2 separate regions of the Mus musculus genome follow, and region 2 is linked to region 1. Evidence: chromatin loops called from intact Hi-C (ENCODE). Cell type or tissue: left cerebral cortex. All regions are shown on one strand.

Region 1 (2,500 bases):
CAGTTAGACACTCTTTTAAATACCCTGTATTCACAGAAATAGGAATGCTATTGGAATTTGATACTGACCATAATCTACTTAAAATATACAGATCCATTTTCCTTAAAGAGCTGCCCATTTTATGTCAGCTCATCTATAGTTCCACGCAGCCCTGGGATATCTTCATGTATTCTTGGAAACTCAGAGGTCCCTGTAGAGTTGATCCATGACCTCTCCCATCTGCTCCCATTGCCCTGGTTGGCTGAGTTCACCCAGGACTGGCAAAATTCCAGAAAGATCCCAAGCAGCTGGGCATTTTCCCAGTCTACTGTCAGATTGAAATGTAGTTCATTTCCACTCCCTTTGTTGACTGACATGATGCTTCTGACATAGAGTCCTAGCATGCAACAAAGAACACCCTCAAATCATGCCTACTCAAGTAACAGTTTCACACATTAGTGGCTACAGTTACCAGGAGTTTGCAATGTACTGGGCCCTGTGCTAAATGTGTGGTAGACATTCTATAATGCTAAGAGCCGTGGATGTAACTCAGTGGTAGAGCACTAACCTGTGAGGATGAAGGCTTGATCTGGCAAAAAGAATGAGGCACACTATATAATTCTCATATACAACCTCCATTATGACTTCGTGGTGAGATCAAGCCTGTTGCCATGCTATGAACATAACACAGTAATAACATAACATTGCCAATAACAGAAAATTACCTTCTAGGACACAAGTTCTAGCTCCATAAATTCAGGCATTTTTTAACATCAAGGGGTGAGTTGCATCTTTCTCAGATGTAAACAATAACTTTCCACCAACAAGTAGCCACAATTAAAAGGTGCATGCAGGGCTGGTGAGATGGCTCAGCGGTTAAGAGCACTGACTGTTCTGTCATGAGTTCAAATCCTAGCTGGTAGCTCACAACCATCTGTAGTGAGAGACCAAAAAAAAGTGTATGCATTTTAATCATGCTAGCAATAAGCAAAAGGACAGTCAATAGGGACCAAGAAATAACCGAGGTTCCTTTTGTAGACTGGATTTTTGTTCTGTTTTGGCTTCAAACTCTTGGTGTAGCAGAGGATGTCTTTGAACGCCTCAGTTTCTTACTTCCACCTCGGACGTGCTGAGATGGCAGGCGGGAAAGACCGTCTCATCTCCACACTCCGAATCCAGCAAAATCAAAGGATTGGAAAGAGTTAGGATCCTTGGTTTGGGACCTCAAAAGTGTTTCAAGAATTAGATACAACCCCACTACTAAGGGTAGCTGTCATTGGAGGGTTGCGTAGAAGAGCAGCCGCTTGGGGGCAGCAGAACACAGGGCAGAAGCCTCAGCGCTGTCCTGAAAGCAGGAGAAAACAGGCTTAAAAGCCTGGCTGAGGCTGTCTCTTTGGAGCCACAGCTGTGAATGCAGAGGAAGGAAGGCCTGGAGCCCGGAGGTGGGAAGTGAGCAAGAACTATCCAATAGGAACACAATGTGAGCAACGTATGTAATTTAGCTTTCCTGCTTTTTCCTTTTTTTTTTTTCCTAAATAAAATGTTGGTTTATTTTCAAGTTTTCTAGTACTCTTTTTATTAGGTCTCAAACCCTGAATAAATGGCTAATTGTGGTGTTCATCAACATATCAAAGCTGGCTGCCAGGTTCTCCCAGCTCCCCTCGATCTCTACCTGTTACAAGGCCCTCTTGGCTAGCACACCCCGCCCCTAACAGAACTTCTCCTGCCCCAGCTCCTCTGGACCCCATAACTCAGATATTTTAGCTATGCCAGTCTCTTGACCAATCTCTTGGACGAGGCTGACCCTCTCAGTCAGCGGCTCCTCCCCTCTCCTCAGGGTCTTGCTCACTCTGGACTCTCCCAGATGTCCTTGCCTCTGCCTCTGCTAGTTCTCCCTTTATCTACAGTAAACATTCTCCTCGACTATACCTAAGAGCAGTCAGGTCTTTCTTATTTCTATTCTCCTTTAAAAAGTCCCTTTCAACAAAAGTAAGAAAAAGAAAAGAATTTTAATATTTTAGTTTAATCCCATATTTCTAAACTGTTATTAATATAAAGTTTTAGTCATCTTGCATTGTTATTAACATTTTTTAGTATTAATACTGAAATCCAACGTGTATTTTGTATTTATAGGATTTTTTGTGTGTATGGGTAGTTAATTTAATCTAATCTATTAGGTGTTTTTGCTGTGGAGAGGGGTCTTGTGAGGATTCCAAGAGTCTCCCCAGAAGATACTGAGGTAAATATAACAACTGGGCATAGTGGTACAAGCCTTCTTATCACAGTACTTGGGAGGCACAGGTGGGTGGATCTCTGGGAGTCTGAGTGATGGGCCAGACTATATTCAACAGAAATGGGAGTGCTAGAATATTGGCTTTGGTCTCTCATTTCCATGCTCTTTAACTTTTAAAACCTCACTTATTAGTTACACTACACAAACACAGGCATTTATTGCTTGTATACTTAAGCACTTGCAAATATAGATGTATTTAAAAACAGGTTCTTAGAAAATATAGGGGAA
Region 2 (2,500 bases), 380 kb after region 1:
AGCAAGTCCATGAGAGTGCCCAGGGAGAAAACACTCAACAGAAATAACTCCACTTACTCCATTCTGTTGGGACCGCGGGGACCAACTCTTGTGTCCTGTGTTCCAGCTGAAGCACCACTCTGCCAGGAAGCCATCAGATCTTTGCACTATCAACGTGAGCGGCATGAAGTTCTCCAAGGTGAGGCCAGCATCAAAGACGTGACTGAGCCAGATGTCAGGGGACCTGGACGATTTGCTTTGTGTATGGCACCTCCACAGTTCCTGGGAACTAGAAGTTAGTCTTATAGAAAGAGGGAGAAGAGATGGGCAGACACAGGCGGAAACTATTCATACACAAACCTTGCTATGAATTTGGTATTCTGTGAATGAGAAAAATTCACCTGAAGAATCTGTTCTTGAGACGAGGGCACGGGTTGAGACTAACTCCTTGTGTGGAGTTCCCATCACATGAGCTCACCGTACGGTAGGGATACAGAAACTCTTACGCGGAGGAAGGATGTGCCCGAAGGTGTGTAGCACCTTGTTTACAACGATGGAAGTTTTGAGCCAGTCTAAATGTGTACACAGCAGAAGAGGATAACTTGTCATTTACTCAAGCAAGGAATTCAAATGGACAAATTAGACCTATGTGTATCAACACAGTTTAATCTCCAAAGAGCTATACACATCTCATGCAAATCTCAAAGCCATACTCTCAAGCATAAAGACACATTCGTACCATAGTATGAATATAAAGTCTTAAAGCATGTAAATAACCCTATGTATAATTGGTGGGCATAAACATTGGTGTATATGTTATATACACAAAAACTAAGAGCAGGGATAAGGCGTAGGGTTTGAGGAGACCTGTGGAGGGTGTGGTAATAGAGGCCATATGTCTTCTAATAGTTTCTTTCAAGTTTAGACAGTTCAGACTCAGGTCTTTAAAACTGGGTCACGGTGGCTACATCTTCAAAGTATCACTCAGCGTGTGTTTCAATATGTTTGAAGTATTTCAGGGTAGAAGAAAACAGAGAAGTCCCCATAGCCCTCCCCACGTGGCTGCTCTTGCACTAAGAATGTCTCTCAGTCCCTTTTAGGCATCTGTCCTCTTAGCAGCTGCTCTGGTTTTTCTGCAGGCTCCCGGGCAGGGAACTAATCCTGTGTTTCTCTGGCATGCTTTCTGACAGGCAAAGGAAAAGGACTTCAAACATTTTACGTCTGTGATTTATATCAATGCCTCTGAAAACCTGCTACCTCTAGGTGAGCTTTCTCTTCTTAGAAACTGTCCTCCTGGCCCACAAAGGATATGTCTGTCTGTCTGTCTGTCTGTCCATCTGAGGTTGGACTCTCATGGCTCTGGAGAGAGCACAGATCTCGACTCTGGTGCTGAAGTGTCACTCACCAAGGTTTCCCTGTCAGCTGAAGCTCCTCTCCACAAACACAGATAATCCTCTCCTGCAGCCTGGCAGGCCACCTTGCAAACTCCAGTGAGAGAGAAAGCCTTAATTCAGCAGATCTACAGTGCCCCCTGCTGGTGCCAGGACTGTGTGGCCTTTATCGAGAAAGGCGCCCAGTTGCTGCTTTGGAGAGCTTATGGTTAGTAGGAGAGATGGTTTCAGACTCAGATCAAAAGCAGGGTACATATAAGTACTGGTACAGGGAAATCAGGAGACACCAGGTGTGCATCCCAGAGGGACTTTAACCCAGTCCAGTGAGTCAGGAAACCTAGGAAAGAGTGCCTGAGACTGGATCAAAAGATAAATACACTGGGCCAGCAAGATGGTCGAGTGGCTGCAAGCACCTGCTGCCAAGCTTGGTGACTTGAATTTGATCCCTGAGACTCACATGATAGAAGAAGGGAACCATCTCCTGAAAAACTGTCCTCTGACACCTGCATGTGCGCGTGCGCGCGCGCGCACACACACACACACACACACACAAGAAATTGACTCAGGAATCGGTGCTTTGGATTGAAGGGCAGCTGTGGAATGATACTGCCTTGTTGGGAAGATTGTATACAAGGCATACATGGGGAGAAAAACTGAGGCTAGATGCACTGGCAAGGGCTTGATTATCAAGGGCTTTGAGAGTTGAGCTTAGTCCTCTAGACAGAAGAGGCGTGGAAGGCTTTTAACCAGGGAATCTCAGAGAGGAGGGGTTTTCCATGGGAGGGGAATGAAGCTTGAGATGGGGAGTGAAGGGGATTGAGAGAGTGATCTGGGAAGAGATGGGAATCACAGGGGCAGGGATGAGGCTGGGGATACCCAGAGACAGTTCTAGAAGGGGTGTGTCAATGAGTTTGTTTCAATGAGTTGGAGGATAGCGTCCATCAAAGCATCTAATAAGATCCTTGCCTTAGAAGAAAGTGTATTCTGCTAGGAATGCCTTGGTATAAACAGGCCAAAAGGCCTGATAAATGCCCAGCTTCATTAAGGACAAAAACATGGGGGTCACTCACAGCCACCTATAACACCAGTACACAGTTTTATGTCCATCAAATATTGGCAAGTATGAAAGA

What was found. Hi-C counts contacts between places; a loop is a spot of excess contacts. Peaks named below come from ENCODE experiments on the same cell type or tissue, not always from the same donor. Only the 100,000 strongest peaks of a DNase experiment are listed, where the experiment ranks them.
Region 2: it touches region 1 in a loop (2.5-fold over the local background); 9 of 42 quality-filtered maps call a loop at or near these places.

Annotation. Positions count from the first base shown.
Region 1 is chr7:99,499,083-99,501,582 of GRCm38, forward strand. It overlaps Gm39056 (a long non-coding RNA gene), which reads left to right and starts at 1,382. Exons shown (of 4, transcript XR_869821.1): 1 at 1,382-1,468; 2 at 2,157-2,218. In left cerebral cortex, a CTCF peak has its summit at 1,293 (motif pointing right); a DNase peak (open chromatin) is centred at 1,329.
Region 2 is chr7:99,875,049-99,877,548 of GRCm38, forward strand. It overlaps Xrra1 (X-ray radiation resistance associated 1), which reads left to right. Exons shown (of 19, transcript NM_001164258.1): 5 at 107-178; 6 at 1,170-1,242. It overlaps Gm38405 (a long non-coding RNA gene), which reads right to left. Exons shown (of 6, transcript XR_003946657.1): 5 at 58-551. Among named protein-coding and RNA genes, the nearest start is that of Xrra1, 17 kb to the left of the region's middle. In left cerebral cortex, a CTCF peak has its summit at 1,515 (motif pointing left); DNase peaks (open chromatin) are centred at 1,098 and 1,506.